Regions from separate parts of the Homo sapiens genome. Here region 2 is linked to region 1. The links are chromatin loops, found by intact Hi-C in ENCODE. Cell type or tissue: endothelial cell of umbilical vein. All regions are shown on one strand. Each heading gives the region's core, and the rest is flanking DNA. Links, peaks and the distances in the headings are about the cores only.

Region 1 (8,332 bases), core at 157-8,156:
CCCACTCAGCAAAAATTCTGTGATGGACCACTGAAGCCACACACTGCCTACAGGTTAGATATATTACCACTGTTTTGCTAGAAGGGACATGCTACATTACTAAGCACTCAGCTGTCTGAGCAACTGATGCATGCGAGCTTCCATAGATTAATAACCTACGTTACAAGAGTACTGTGCATTTTACTGGGTAATTTATAAACGTTGGATTCCTGCCTCCACTTGCAGGTAATGTGTCAAAAGGGACTTCAGCACTATGCAAAAGCTCCAGTTCATTAAGGGAAGAACTGAAGGTTCTTAATAGATTGTTCTTTCTTCTACAACTTTCATTATTTTTTTTTTTTTTTTTGAGACAGAGTCTTACTCTGTTGCCCAGACTGGAGTGCAGTGGTGCCATCTCGGCTCACTGCAACCTCTGCCTCCCTGGTTCAAGCAATTCTCTTGCCTCAGCCTCCCAAGTAGCTGGGATTACAAGTGCACGCCACCACACCCGGCTAAGTTTTGTATTTTTAGTAGAGATGGGGTTTCACCATGTTGGCCAGGCTGGTCTCCAACTCCTGGCCTCAAGTGATCTGCCTGCCTTGGCCTCCCAAAGTGCTGGGATTACAGGTGTGAGCCACCATGCCTGGCCCTTCTACAACTTTCTAAATATGAGTCCAATACTTTACTTTGCTCATTATTGTAAAAATTTCCAAATAAAATGACTGAGTTTAGGGAGATCCAAAAACAATATGAAGTTATATCTTCTACTTATAATGTGAACTGAAATTATACTCACTTATTTACCTTCTAAGGCATCTAAAGATGGAAGCGCTCTTTGCTCCAGACAGAACTCTGGAAGGCAAAGACCCCTGAATGAATGGGAACACCCTTTTTTCCCCATGGAGATGACTAATGAAAAGGAGCAGCTGTCTGGCTTTGGCTCCAGGAAACATCACTGCAGTCACTAGGCCCTTCGGCCCTAGGAATTGGCAGTGCTCTTGTTCTGCACTGTGTTTTCAGAAAGCAGGTACAAGCAGAAGTATATAGCATCCCAATCAGCATCCTCAAGAGAAAGGGAACCTAGGCTACCATCTTGGATATAGAGCTACTGACATCCAACATTATTACTTCTGCAGAGGATGTACCTTCTCTGTTGGGTGTTGGAAGAGCTGATACCTAACCAATATGGCAGTAAATTAGGTTTTCCATGGGCCAGTGTTCGTTCTGCTTTGTTGATGCTGAGGTCTTATTGGTTCTCACATATTTGAAGTATCACTCCTAGGTCTCAGTAGAAAAAAAAACTCTCCTGCCACTTCCAAAAGGAGACTATGACGTACTGTTACACCCAAGAGAGTTCTTAGCCCCTCCCTCACATCAAAAAAGTCAGACAGATGTTTTTCCTAAAACAAAGCACTCATTTTTGGCAGGAACTCTGTAAAGCTACCTTTACCCAGGACTCACCAGACAGTTACTGTTACCTCCCAGGCAAGGTCAGCACCTCCAGATTAAACAAACACAAACTTTTTAGTCATACTTACTTCAAAAAGAGACCATACAAGCCTACCTAAAGGAAACAAGATTTCAGAAGAACAAGGGAGAAACATGAAAGATCAGAAAACCAGGATTTATCAGTTCCTGTAAGAATCAAGAGATGCGGCTGGGCGTGGAGGCTCACGCCTGTAATCCCAGCACTTTGGGAGGCCGAGGTGGGCGAATCACTTGAGGTCAGGAGTTCAAGACTAGCCTGGCCAACATGGTAAAACTCCGTCTCTACTAAAAACACAAAAGTTGGCCAGGCACGGTGGTGCACGCCTGTAATCCCAGCTACTTGGGAAGCTGAGGCAGGAGAATTGCTTGAACCCTAGAGGTGGAGGTTGCAGTAAGCTGAGATCATGCCACTGTACTCCAGCCTGGGCGACAGAGCAAGACTCCATCTAAAAAATAAAAAAGAAAAAAAAAAAGATTCAAGAGATTCCTCAGCTCCTTGGTTACCTGGGCTCAAGGAAACTCAAGCAAAAGTCACCTAAGGGCTATTTTCTTTTTGAGTTGGAAAACTGAAGCTGATTTAGTTTGTTTACTTATGGAAAGGGGAGGGGTGAAGATAACTCATTACTAAATTTCAAAGAGAGTAAGAAGCTATAAAAAATTTGTGTCTGGACCAGAGCCCACCAATCTCCCAGCACCCATAGTAACTGCGGAGGTCTTTGGAAGAGCCCCTGCATTTGAGTTCCAGCTCTGCCACTTTTTAACTGTGTAAGCAGCATTTCAATTCTCTAATCCTCATCTTCCTCACCTGCAAAGCTCCATAAGGTTGTCCTAAGTAGTAGTCCTGAGTATGTGACAGATCAAACCTAGTCATGTCCCTTCTAAATTAAGGTTTCCCCATAGTTCCCATTCACTTACCAGAGCAAGAGCAGATTCCAGTACAGGGCACACTGAGCCCTGCTTTCTCCCGCCTGCCTCACCAGCCTTGTCTCCAATCGTATTTGCTCCAAGTACCCACTGCTCTCTTGCTACTCCTCACTCCTCAGAGTTCCTGAATGTGACATGGTTCTTTTATACGCCTGAGCCTTTGCATAATCTTTTCACTCTCAGATGCGTTCCGCTCTTATCTGGCTGGCGAATTCTCTGTACACTTCAAAAGCCAGCTCAACCCTCAACCACCCACACTATCCTGTCAGCCCACAGCTGGGCAGTTGGGTGCTCCATCAGCCCCATGTCCACGTCCCCATCACCGTCTGCCTACATTCCTCTAATCCTACATTTACAGTGGCTTTTAACCCTTTATCGAATTACCTGCCCTCTTTACTAGACTGCAAGAACTCACAGTCCAACAGGGGAGACAGATGTGTCATTGGTTACAAAACAATATGGCAAGTTCCTGGCACAAAGGATGTGCTTGTGAAATGTTTATGAACAAATACGGGAATGAGCCAAGATGCTCTAAGGATGTAACACATTCGTGTTATGGCTTCATCATCTCTGTGTACATATTTGTTTTTCAGAACACACCTTTCCTATATTTCTCCAATATATATGTTTACTTCAGTCCTGTTAAAAGCATGCCAGACAGATAATGCTTGATGAGAGGAGGTGTCGTCTCCCAAAGCACATCAGAGAACCACATGCAAATCAGCCTCTTGCGTGGTGGCTGCTGAACTCAGTCCAGTCAGAATTCTGCCTGTCTCAAGACAGTCATTACCACAGTGACCCTCCTTGTTGTTAGGCATCCTTTTTTCCAAAGCGAATAGGTGGACAGGAAATAGCACGGTAAAAGAATAATTAGGATTGAGAAATGGGAAATGCTAGGTTTAGCTGATACGCAAGTTTATTATGTCAACAGATATAATGTGTTTCATTCATTGTTGGGTTCCTATGATTCATATGTTTTATTCCATTGTTCCATATGGAAAGAGAAAGGGCAGATCATTATGGTGAGAGAGAGTTGGAAGGTTAGGAAAGTGCTGGTCTGGTTTTGTTTTTATTCTAAATAGAAGAGCAGTGTGACCATAGTAAGGTGGTCAGCTTCTCCTGACCTCGTTTTCTTCAAAGGAAGGAAATTGAACCACATGATCTCTAACTTTCTGCTATAGAATTCTGATTCTGGACACATTTAAAGTGGAAAAAAATCTATCAGATATTTGTTCATTAAAAATAGTGTCTTGTTATTGTGTCATATTCATAATTATCTTTCTATAATATATTCAGCACATTTTATTGCCTTATCTGGCAATACGTGTTGTTGGGTGATAGATAAATAAGGTGGAGCCACTGCCTTCAAGAAGCTTACAATGTGGAGACAGAAAGAAGCCACATCTGCAAAATAGAGGCAGAAATGTTGAAGGACATAAGGAATAAAGGAAAATAAATTCTGTGAAGGTTCAGAAGGCTTCTCAAAGGATGTATTAAAACACAGGAATTAAAACATAGGAAAGGATTTAGAAATACCCAGATAGGGACAGAAGGAGATTCAATGTGGAATGAATAGTGGGAGTCAAAGCGTGGAGGTTTAAATACACAAATTGTTTAGAGAAGAACAAACAGTCCAGTTTCAAACAGAGGGTGAATAAAAAGGAGTAGACTGGGATGATAGGACGAGAGAGGACTGTGGGTGGGTGCTAAGTGCTGGGCTGGGGAAAGTAGTTGTGATATTCATTTTTGGAAAAGTTTTAAGGGAAGAGTGCCTGATAACCCATTAATTTTAAGCTGAACCTATACTAGGTAATTATCTCCTTCCTAAAGGTCCTTTTTATCTGCATTCATTCAGTACTTTGTGTTTACACTTGTGGTTTCAGAGCAGACCATGTCAAGGTTGTTATAGCCAATGCTTTTATTTTACAGATGAGTCATAAAGAACTTTAGGGACCATTCAAGTAGCCAGCAATGGAGTAAGAGTGAGAACTAGACTTCAGATCCTCTTGTTCCTAGCCCAGGCTTTTTTCATCCTTCCTACAAAAGTCATGGCGTGTGTGTGTGTGTGTGTGTGTGTGTGTGTGTGTGTGTGAGAGAGAGAGAGAGAGAGAGAGAGAGAGTCTTGCTGTGTTGCCCAGGCTGGAGTGCAGTGGTGTGATCTCAGCTCACTGCAACCTCCACTTTTTAGATTCAAGCAATTCTCATGCCTCAGCCTCCCAAGTAGCTGGGACTACAGGCACGCATCACACGGGCCTGGCTAATTTTTGTATTTTTAATAGAGATGGGGTTTCACCGTGTTGGCCAGGCTGGCCTCAAATTCTTGGCCTCATGTGATCTGCCTGCCTTGGCCTCCCAAATTGCTGGAATTACAGGCATGAGCCACTGTGCCCAGCCAGAAGTCATTGCTTTTAACCAAAAATTAAGCCATGAGGAAATAAGAAAAGAGATCTGCACTAGGAGCCAGAAATATGAAGTTCAGTTTTCGTTCATATCTTTCTGTGTGATCTTCGAGAAGACATGGACTCTCTCCTAGCTTCAGGTTCCAAACCTCTGAAGTAATATAATAAACTTCTTTATTATATTGGAGAGGTTGAACATGATCAAACAGAAACATGTTTGAAAAAGTCCTTATGGCTGGGCGCGATGGCTCACACTTGTAATCCGAGCACTTTGGGAGGCCAAGACAGGCAGATAGCTTGAGCCCAGGAGTTCAAGACTAGCCTGGGCAACATGGCAAAACCCCATCTGTAATAAAAATACAAAAATTAGCTGGCCATGGTAGTGTGCACTTGTAATCCCAGCTACTCAGGAGGCTGGGGTTGGAGGATCACTTGAGCTTGGGAGGTGGAGGTTGCAGTGTGCATTCCAACCTGGTGACAGAGCAAGACCCTGTCTCAAAAAAAAAAAAAAAAAAAAGGAAGGAAAGAAAAGAAAGAAAAAGAAAAAAAGTATTTCCACACTTATAAATAAGAAACTCTTATCAGAGAGACACTGAATTTCCAAATGTATAATAAATTAGCAACATATTTGCCAAGGCATTGGTGTTATGGTGGTTAGCATAGCTGCCTTCCAAAATTAGCAAAACACACCAACTCCTCACCTTCCCCTTTAATGTGTGGTGACTACTTGTTTCCCTTTGTGGACCTTTCTCAATATACTTCCATTAACAGGCTGTTATTCCTGGAAGAACACCTTTTGACTTGGAATGGATCTTTTGGAGATGGAAGTTATAGATGTGATTTATCAATATCATCTTGATGTTCATTTTACAGGATTACACTCGGATCTGGGCATAAGTCAGAAGAAGCGGGAGCAGGGTCAGAACAATTTGCCCTGGCCTAGTACCGCTTCAGCATTATCACAGGACATGCCCAGATACCTTTGGGTTCAAGAAATATAGATTTTAAAAAAACAAAAACAAAAAAAAAAAGGAGTACTTCTCGTCACTTTCATAGAATTGAAATTAACACTAGCAAAAGTTTTCCCACATAAACCAAGCCTAATACTCCATCAGTTCAATTAGAGAATCTTCACAGTAGGAGGGACTTAAGAAGTCACCCAAGCCAATCTTTAACTTAGAGCAGCGATGCCCTCCTCCAGCTTCCCTGGGACTGCTTCTCCTCCAGCCTCCCTGGGACTGCTTCTCCTCCAGCCTCTACTAGAATCCCACTCCCATCTTCCAACCCCCAGTGACTGGGAGCTCTCAACCTAGGAGGCAGCTCATATTCTAATGTTAGAAAACAGCTTAATGTTCCTAAACTCCTCCTTCCTTATAAATTCAGCCTACAGAGCCTAATTCTTCCTTCAAGAAGAAAAATAATCATGTTGTTTTCCTCTTCTACATGGCAGTCTTCCTTAAATCTGAAGCTAACTATATTATGTCCCTTGAAGTCTTCTCTATCATTGTTCAGGTCAGTCACTCAAATGATCTCTAATTCATCCTAAAATATGCCCCCAGAAATTGAGTGCAGCTCTCCAGACTGGGCTGACTTATGCAGAGAGCATGAAACTTAGGTCCTATGATAGGGATCACAGGCTTCTCATTCAAGCAGAGGTTACAAATCTGTGTGTTTGTAGCTGCATCTTGCTTGTTTATTGAATTTAGGACCAGCTGATTTTCAGGCACTATCCCACATGGACATGTGGACAGCCACCTCAGCAACTCTCCTGCTCAGGTGACTGGAATAATGCCAGTGTCAGCTGGATAGTTGTAAATCAATGCCTCACTGTCCCTCTAAATCGAGTATATCCCAAGCAAAGCATATCCTCCTTCACCAGTCTGTCATTTTTTTTTTTTTTTTTGAGGTGGAGTCCTGCTTTGTCACCCAGGCTGGAGTGCAGTGGCATGATCTTGGCTCACTGCAGCCTCCACCTCCCATGTTCAAGTGATTCTCCTGCCTCAGCCTCCCAAGTAGCCAGGATTACAGGTGCCCGCCACCATGCCTGGCTAATTTTTGTATTTTTAGTAGAGACGGGGTTTTGCCACGTTGGCCAGGCTGATCTCGAACTCCTGACCTCAGGTGATCTGCCTGCCTTGGCCTCCCAAAGTGCTGGGATTACAGGCGTGAGCCACCGCTCCCAGCCTGTCTCCTTATTTCTATCAATGATCCCACTGTTCTCTTGAGTGACATGAGCTCAAGTCTTAGGCCATCCTTGATTCTCCCCTGCTTCTCTTCAGTCTGGGCCCCATCTAGTTCCTCCTCTCAGTGCCTTTCACAGTCTTCTTTCCATTCTCATTGCCAGGGCTCCTGGCCAGGGCCCTGTGTCCTTGGCCTGACTATCCCAGCAGTCTCTTCATTGAGCTCTCTGCTCCAGCCACCTCACCTCCTATGCCCACACACACTGTTTCCTCCATATTCTACCATTCCTCATTTGCCATTGTATATATGCTTTCTTATTTTGCTATTTGCCTGATTCCTTTGTATTTTGTCTTTCAAGTTTCCAAGACTAGTGACCATACATCTCTTTTTAACTTCAGCAATTTATAAAGCAGTGCTTTAACAAATATTTCCTGTTGACAATAAATATGATATTAGAATATTTTTAGATAAAATGATCTTTAGAAAATAGTGCCAAAAGATATGTAAGTTAAAATAACAACAACAATAATATTGATATTTGGGCCACTTGACTTCTCTAATGGGCATCTCGGAATTACTTCCTCCACAACTGATCTGTCTGGATCTTCCCAAACCCCCCAGTCTACTTCTCAATAGTTTTCCCTCATGTTAGTAGGTGACACCTCCATTCTTCCAGTTGTTCCCCATCCAGAACATGTGGAATCATCCATACTCTATATTCATCAGCAAATCTTTTAGTTCTTCCTTTGATATATCCAACACTTCTCACTCACTGCCTTCATCACTACCATTCTGAATGAAGCAGTCCCACATGCTTTATTCCCATTGCTTTCCATCTTCCTTACCCTGCTCTTTTCTTTTTCATAGCACACATCTCATCTGATTTATTATATTTGTGTGTTTATTGTCTGACTTCCTCCATGAGAATGTAACCTCTGGAATGGCAGGGACTTTGTTTTGTTCCTTGCAAAGTCCCAGCTACTAGAACAGTGATTGGCGTGTGGCAGGGGCTCAATAAATATTTATGAATAAATTGATGAATGAATGCATGAACCCAGGTCTATCCGATTCCATAACTCATATTCTACCCTGCTACCCACTGACCAGGAACCCGCCCTATTTCTCCTTGAACACATTTTTCAGCTACTGTGTTCAACAACTAATTTATATTTAAATAAATCGGTTTTCTTTTCAGAATCAGCATTCGAGCTTTTACACAGCTCTTTGATGAGGACCTGAAGGAATTCACAAAGCCACTCTATTCAGACACATTTTTTTCTTTACCCATCACTACTGAATCAGGTAAGGCTAACCTTTACATCATGTTCTACCAACTGCCATGTCACCTACAAGAGCCTCTA
Region 2 (8,332 bases), core at 274-8,273, 670 kb after region 1:
GGCTCAAGCGATCCACCCACCTCAGCCTCCCAAAGTGCTGAGATTACAGGCATGAGCCACCATCCCTGGCCTCACCGGCCTCTTTTGCCCAACAGTATGTTTATGGGATTCATTCATTAGTGTTGCAAATGGCAGTGCTTTGCTCATTCTCATTGCCATATTGTACTCCATTGTATAAATATACCACAATTTATCTTGCCGTTGATGGCCATTTGGTATCTTTTTGGTTTGTGATTGTTACAAGTAATGCTGCTCTGGACATTCTTATGAATGTCTTTTGGTGGGCATATGTACACATTCCTGCTAGTTATACTTCTAGGGATGGAATCTATGGGTTGCAGGACATGCTTTAGTAGATACTGCCAAAAGGATTTCTAAAGTGGTTATGAGGTAAGGATTCTTAATCTCATTTAACAAATGTGGAAACTGACTTTCAAAGACCTGAAATAACTTGCCCAGTGTCACAGCTGTTAAGTGGAAGAGGTGAGATTCAAATCTTCCTCTTCGCTTCATGCTAGATTGAGGATCTCTTGAGAAAATCTAACAGAAGTGAGAATGTAAAAGCAGCAAACTGCCTAAGTCCAGACCTTTTGGAGAAAACTGATAGCTTGCATTTGAATGCCTTTCAAAATATGTTTGCATAACTTACTTTAAAAAGTCTTAGAGATGGGTAAAGTCAAAATTATTATTCTCGTTTCATAATCAAGAAAAATAAGGCTCTGGGAATCCCAGATTCCTGGAGAGATGAGATAGGTACATTTTCTGATGCTACAGTGTGAATTCAGCCAGTGCACCTCTTACTGTGGGCCACTGGCCATGACTCTAGGGCTGGAAAACCCTTTTGTATTTGAGGTTCAAAATAAGAGAAGATTGAAGCCTTCCAGGGAGGCCATGAACCCTTTTTTCATTTGGGGTTCAGACCAAGTAGGGCCAGGAACCAGCTGGTAGAAGCCTGCCTACCAGCACTTCCTCTCTAAGCAAAATTTTACATTTGCCCACGCCAACCCAGTAATTCTACATTTTCAGCCCTATAAATGAGGATCTTGGAACCCTTGGCCAAAGTGTACTACTTGGGAGGAGGTCACTAGAAAAGTTTTATTGATTGACTCAGGCCATCTCTGATCAAAAATTGGTGATCCTTCTGCCTGTAAGACTGGCATAACCTCCTCCTTCCTCTAGCAATGTGCTGTTTCCCCAGGACCTTTGTAGAAATGTTGGCCCCTGCAACATCAAATAGGAATTATTGACTAGAAAACTTTCGCTAAAAATACAAACTGTAATAAGAATGTGGCATTCGGATTAACTAAATGTTTTGTTTTGTGTCTTTTTTTTCTTTCTTTCTTTTTTCTTTTTTTGGCCTTGGGAACCTGCTCATTTTCATTCTGGAACTGTTGTCTGGAATCAGTTATCTTTAGTCAGCTTTTCAGTGACCTGTGAATAGGACTTAAACAAGGGATATAGGATTTCCTATCTGCTGGAAATCCTAGTAATTTCCATCACTCTTCCATGGTTGTTCTCTGAAGATGGTGATGAATCAATGACCTTTCTGGGACAGGCAGCAGAAAACCATCGCAGGATGGAGCTTAACTCTGGGATGGCCAGGACAATTTGAGCAGCAATCTGGTTTGATGAGGGAATTCTTGGAAGGTTTGAGTGACTTGTCCTGTATCCCTTAGTGAGCTAGCGCATCTGCAGTAGAATGAACAGATGGTTCCCCCGTCTGGCTAGGGATTTACTCAGCCTTTTATGTCTGAGAATCATAAAAAAAGCTACAGGCTAGATGTGGGGATCCCTGAAGAAATTAGGGTAGCATTGCATAGGAAGGTGGATGGAAAGCTCTAACTTATCCACAAATGGGGCTTTAATTAGCATTTTGTGTTTCTAAGGTTGGAAAAAAAATGGTGAACAACTGCTGACCATGTTGGATGCATATACAAAGAAAGGAGGCAGTTTGAGGTTTAGTTGATATGAGGGATAGATGCCCAGTGCAATTCTGAGACCGCACTCCCAGGAGATGGGTGGGACTTGACTGACAGGGTGAAGTCATCATCCACAGAAGGCCTCCACAGCCCACGCTGGAGCTGACGCCAAAGGTCCCTCAGAGAATCAGCTCTTACCATGGGGCTGTCAAAGGAAAAGGCAGCAGCCCCAGCAAGAGAGACTGTGTTTTTTCCCACTCAGGTGAAGCCACGCACATCTCCTTTCTGGACAGTGTAAACCTCTAGAATCTGGGGAAGTGGTGGGATGGGGGAACCCAAGAAGGAAGTCTTCAACCTCTTGCTAAGGTGACAAACTGGGATAGAAGAAATGGGACTTGGTACGCTGAATTTGTTCACACTGCCCACATTTGAGTGTTTACAGTTGCTAATAGAACTGGGTTGAGGCCAGACATGGTGGCTCATGCCTGCAATCCAAAGACTTTGGGAGGCTGAGGTGGGAGAATCACTCGAAGCCAGGAATTCAAGACCAGCCTGGGCAACTTAGTGAAACCCATCTTTACAAAACAAATAAGCAAACAAACAAACAAACAGAAACTGGCCTAGAGTGTTATCCTTTTCCCCTAGTATGTGCCATAGCATTTACTCTGAAAATTTTGAAGTTCAAGTCTTTGGACTTCAAAAGGCTACTTTGTTAATCAGGTCTCTTGGCTCAAAACATGATGTGTTACACGTTATATAAGACAAAAAAAAAAAAAAAAAACAGGAAGGCTGACCGCTTGGACATTAGATGACTCGGATGAAAGACTTCTAAAATGATTTCAAATTTCAAACATCCACTGGGAACTTGCCAATTTGAAGTGAGTTTGAGGAAAAGTTCAACTTTCCACCTCCCTGTTCTAGTGGAAAAACACGGTAAGTCTTGCTTCTCAGAGTGCCTTCCATGAGCCAGTAGCATCGCCATCACCTGGGAGCTTGTTAGAAATGCAGAACTCAGACCCTAGAGACTGAATCAGAGTCTGCATTTTACCAAGATCCTCATGCTATTTCTTGCACATTAAGGTTGAGAAGGATTGCAGCAATGCAATGGGCACACCAGCAGGCTCTTGAAGGCACTGCCATACTGCACAGCTTCCACAGGCCTGGAGCCTGAATCCTCTGAGACACATCGTCCCTGAAATTGAAAGATTGGCACTTCACCCACACCTGAGACGGGAAACATCATCTCTTCCTAGGAGGACCTGTGTGACCCCGCCTGCATGAAAGGTACATCAAGAGGGAAGAACCAAACTACCAGAGCTTATCATTGCTCTTCTGTGAGAGGGAAACTTTTGCAGGGCTGCTCAAAGGCTGGTAAAAAGCCTTGCTTTAATGCCCAAGGCTTTGATGGCATCGCCCTTGTTCCCACCCAGGTTTGCTCACTCGGTCTGCAGTGGCAGGCCCACACTCGGCATTCCCCGGAGTCCTCCAGTGCCTGCGTGCACTTTCTCTTCTTGGTTGGAGGCAATGAGGCTCTAAAATCAAGACACCAAAACGAAGGTTAGGATTCTTCCTTGTGTTCCATGTTATGTTAAATAAAATTTAATCTCCCAGGCTCTCTGCTTTCCTAAGTCTAATTCCAATTAGTTAAGGTTCCTTGAGCCCTACTAGGCTGAAACTATTTCCCTTGATCAAGTGGATCTGAGATTCACCAACCTGAAAGATAAGCTGACAATGTTTATAATGGCAGAGGACTCATTGAGACAGGGAAGATACAGACTTAAAATATAGGTATACATTTTACACCCGACAACTTTTTTCATGTGGAGTTTTACCACAATTTTTGATAGCCTTTACTCTTTCTGGCACTCTCTAGATCCAGAAGAGGAAATAAAAGAAAGAAAAGGGGAGAAGACAGAAGAAAAGAACATTAGTTAATGCTTAATTAGCAGATATTTCTCGGAGAGCTCATTCACAATCCCTTTGGGTAGTCTAGCTGAGGCTGCATAAGCTTACGGTGTTTCCTCCATCATCCAGAACCTCACTGTATATTTCTGACATTTTAGCTTTTGGTTGAATGAGGACCTTGGATTTGGAGGGTTTTTAATTAAAAGATTGTCTAAGCCAAGAACACTGGGACCTCGCGATGTCCTATACGCGTCTCAACACTGCCATCTCCTGGACAGGACTCCACTGTGCATTCTCTCTAGGTGCCTGCCAGAGGCAGGCTGCTCCGAGGCTTTCCGCAAAGGTCTTTGATAACTAAATATCTTTTTCTTTACCCAGGGCTGTGACACAGAGGCTGCTGAGGGTAAGAACAACCTATCCCCAGATGGGAGGACACGGATTGGTCCAGGGGGGTGGCAAGATGACTGGCGTTTGAGTGGCAGCTGTGAAAGCCTCCGTGGATTTGGCAGGAGTCGCCCATTCCAGAGGTGCTCTGCAGCGGGTGCATGGGCGGCATCGCAGGAGCAGCTGTGGGGTGGAGAAAAGGAGCTGGAGTCCTCCCAGCTGTGGGCCTCAGGGTTGGGTAGCATGCACCTGGGGAGAGACACAAGCAGGAAGTGCCCCTTTCTCACGGCCCAGAGTCGAGGAGGAAGAGCAACAGTGCCAGATGTGCTGAAGGTGGATCGCACTCACCTTTGACCTGCGGAGGAGAGCATGAGTCGGATGCAGAATAGGGCGGGGTGTCTGGGAGCTGGCGTTGCCTGAAGATTAGAGACATACATTGCGTTTTTGTTTCACTCTAGTCCATTATAGTTTTGTCACAAATGGGAGACAACCCTCAGTGTACAGCCCCCACAGTGATGGTTCCAGGTGCTGGGCATGGGGGGGTGAGGGGTTTGGGAAGTGAGACCCCAGCAGACCAGGCCCAAGGTCGTGTCCTGGTTAAGTGAGTGGGCTTTGGGTCCCAGCTCTTCCACTTCCTAGCTGTGTATCCATGAATAAGTACGTAACCTCTCCAGGCCTCCATTTCCTCATCTACAAAATGGAAATAATCATTACATCTACCTCACAGCATTGTTGTGAGAATTAAATGAGATCATGTATATAAAGCCCATTAACATAATGTCCCAAACATAGTGAGTGCCCAATAAAGTTTAATATTATTGCTTCTTATAAAGGACAAATATTTAAAGTGACAGATATCCCAATGGCACTGATTGAATCTTTACAAATTACATGGATGTATTAAATTATCACATTTACCCCCAAATATATATACATCTATTATGTATCAATAAAATTTTTTAAATAATTACTTCTTAATACTCCTATACCAGAAAAAAATGGTTGTACATACTGTTTGAGCTAACGAAATGTAAATTGCTGTCCCTACAGCAATGATTTTCCATCTGGGCGCAAAGGGATCCCAAAGCTCTTAAAAGGAGTTCAGGGGTTGTATAACAAGAACACTTTAAATTGCTGAGGAGAAAATAACTTTTTTCTGTTTTATATATTGAAGTGCAAGTAATTTTTTTTTTTTTTTTTTGAGATGGAGTCTTGCTCTGTTACCCAGGCTGGAGTACAGTGACATGATTTTGGCTCACTGCAACCTCCACCTCCCAGGTTCAAGTGATTATCCTGACTCAGCCTCCCAAGTAGCTGGGATTACAGGCGCCTGCCACCACACCTGGTTAATTTTTGTATTTTTAGTAGAGACAGGGTTTCACCATGTTGGCCAGGCTGGTCTTGAACTCCTGACCTTAGGTGATCTGCCTGTCTCAGCCTCCCAAAATGTAGGGATTACAGGCGTGAGCCATGGCACCCAGCCAGTAAAATTTTATTTTTAAAAAAATGTGTACTACCACTAAAGAAGTGTGAAAATCTCTGTTTCAAAAGACCTACAAGTTGCTTATAGCTCAGCATCTCTGTGATGCTGCATCATACATAAGCACCCCAACCTCTACTTGATTCTCTTGCTTGAAGAGGAAGCTTCAAGTTTAGTATGTTTAAAAGTCCAACATAATACGATGAAAAGCTTGCTTTTATCATTTATCAGAAAAGTTGTTTTCTCCTCAAATTAGTTCTTTATAATTTATTCACTTCCTATTAATAAGGGAAGAGAGGACACACATCTACTCTCCTCCAAAAATCCCACTCAAATAAATGTAAAGGAATAAAGAGACATAATAAAGAATATGAGCAGAGACCCCAGCAGACCAAATTTTAATAACATGGCAGCAGACAGAAATAGAATAGATGATAACTGAACTAGTAGAATGGACAAAACACAACCAAGACTGCCTGGAAATGGTGGAGGGAACAGAGGGATCCAACAAGAAGTTTTCCAATCAAACAAAACTCAAAAAGCCCAGGACGCAGGAGTCACCATGAGCTTCTGCATTCAGGGCTAAGGGTGGAGCTGAAAACAAAAGGATTGGTTGAACATTTGAACAAGAAACAACTGGAGGCCTGGCGCGGTGGCTCATGCCTGTAATCCCAGCACTTTGGGAGGCGGAGGCGGGCGGATCACGAGGTCAGGAGATCGAGGGCATCCCACCTAACACGGTGAAACTCCGTCTCTACTAAAAATACAAAAAATGAGCCAGGCGTGGTGGCAGCCGCCTGTAGTCCCAGCTACTCGGGAGGCTGAGGCAGGAGAATGGCGTGAACCCGGGAGGCGGAGCTTGCAGTGAGCCAAGATCGCGCCACTGCACTCCAGCCTAGCTGACCGAGCGAGACTCCGTCTCAAAAAAAAAAAAAAAAAAGAAAGAAAGAAAGAAAGAAAGACCTGGACCCTTATATTAGCTTCCCCACCCTGTAAAGCTACCTCCATCACCCCAACAGAAGTTGGAAAGGTTTACTCTCTAGAGAAATGGTCCCAGGGAAACTGTGGTACAGGGTTACCAGGCACAGTGAATGCTGTGGCTGAGCTACTGGGCTGAAAAAATAGAAGAATTCATTAAAAATCTAACCACTGAATTCTGAGTCTTTTCCTTAACTCTGTTTTGCATGTATCCAAGCAGATTTCCCACAAGTAAGAAATTGGAATAATGTTCCCAAGAAAAATGGAATGTACTCGAGGAAAACGTAGTATTTTCAAGTTACCAAGGAAATAGCCATCCCCTCCTTCATCACTCTACCAAGAAATTCATCCTTGGATGAGAACAATGGTTTGCACACAGAACTTTTTAAACACGAACAAACAATAAAGGACCAGACATTTTGAGAAAGGCTTTAACATTAAAGACAGAGAACAAAACCAGATAAATAGGGAATGCTAAAGAATCACAAAGAGCTCTTTTCGTTTTTTTTTCCCCCTTCTTATATGATGATTAAACTCCTACCAAATCTGACCCTCCCACAGAGAAACAGTACAAATGCTGGAAATACTTTAAAAACAAAAACAAAACAAAACAAAAAACACCACCTACCCAAAGACACTGGAAACTAGACAAAAGCAAGGAGATTGTGGTGGGCACTGAAACTTGGAGAAGGTACTGCCATACAGTGAGTTTCTTGTTTACAGCATTTAGTCTGAGGGCTGGTTGAAGTCAGAGCCACAGGACAGCTAACCTCCGATAGAAATCCACAGCCTTCCTGGCCTGAATAACCAGAAAACAAATTTTGGGGCAAACACAGCTGCTGAAAAGTGAAAGAGGAATCTTGGAAAAGAAAGATAAGAGCAGGGGACCCCTGGATTCTGTGTGTAACTCTGCCAAATCTATTGCTGACTCCTGATCTATCATATATGGGGCAGACTGCGCACAGCCCAACCAAAGACAACAGGACTGAACTGAAATTTGAGTTACTTCCCGAGACAAAGTTTACAATTTGAGTCTAAGCAAAGTGATTGACTACTAAAACAAAAGTATACTCTTCTGAGGGATGTAAAAGAATCCAGCCATTCACAATGTCCAGGTACAAAAACTACTCTACAACAGCAATCCCCAACCTTTTTGGCACTAGAGACTGATTTCATGGAAGAGATGGACGTAGTGGGGGCGGGGGATGGTTTCGGGATGAAACTGCTCCATCTCAGATCATCAGGCGTTAGTTAGATTTTCATAAGGCACATGCAATCTAGATCCCCCTCGCCTGTGCAGTTCACAACAGGGTTCCCGCTCCTAATGCCGCTCTAATGCCGCTGCTGATCTGACAGGAGGCAGAGCCCAGGCGGGAATGCTCTTGCAGCCAGGTTCCTATCAGGCCATGGACCCGTAGCAGTCCACCGGCAGGGGTTGGAAAAACTGCTCTCTACAAAGAACCAGAAAAATGTGGCCTAGCTTGGAGGGAGAGAACAATCTGTGAACACTAACCCAGAAATGATCCAGATACTGGATTAGCAGACAAGGATCTTTAAAGCAGCTACTATAAGAAGCTAAATGGAGCAGACAAGCACATGCTTGTGAAAAAAAATAAATAAAATCTCAGCAAAGAAATCAAAACTACAAATAAAAAAACTAAATAGA

Evidence for each region. A loop is a pair of places that touch in the nucleus more often than their neighbours do. Peaks named below come from ENCODE experiments on the same cell type or tissue, not always from the same donor. Only the 100,000 strongest peaks of a DNase experiment are listed, where the experiment ranks them.
Region 2: it touches region 1 in a loop (3-fold over the local background); 1 of 110 quality-filtered maps calls a loop at or near these places.

The regions. Positions count from the first base shown.
Region 1 is chr12:70,544,498-70,552,829 of GRCh38, reverse strand. PTPRB (protein tyrosine phosphatase receptor type B) reads left to right here. Exons shown (of 34, transcript NM_001109754.4): 21 at 1-53; 22 at 8,167-8,273. All of the region lies in intron 6 of PTPRB-AS1 (PTPRB antisense RNA 1), which reads right to left. Among named protein-coding and RNA genes, the nearest start is that of PTPRB-AS1, 81 kb to the right of the region's middle. In endothelial cell of umbilical vein, for the core only: no CTCF peak of the experiment used is centred there; a DNase peak (open chromatin) is centred at 3,259; H3K27ac peaks cover 3,439 bases.
Region 2 is chr12:69,875,320-69,883,651 of GRCh38, reverse strand. MYRFL (myelin regulatory factor like) reads right to left here. Exons shown (of 25, transcript NM_182530.3): 3 at 4,557-4,624; 4 at 4,199-4,457; 5 at 3,360-3,451. Among named protein-coding and RNA genes, the nearest start is that of MYRFL, 54 kb to the right of the region's middle. RefSeq lists a silencer at 3,929-4,223 and enhancers at 4,323-4,372, 3,890-4,427, 4,428-4,965. In endothelial cell of umbilical vein, for the core only: a CTCF peak has its summit at 4,098 (motif pointing left); a DNase peak (open chromatin) is centred at 4,091.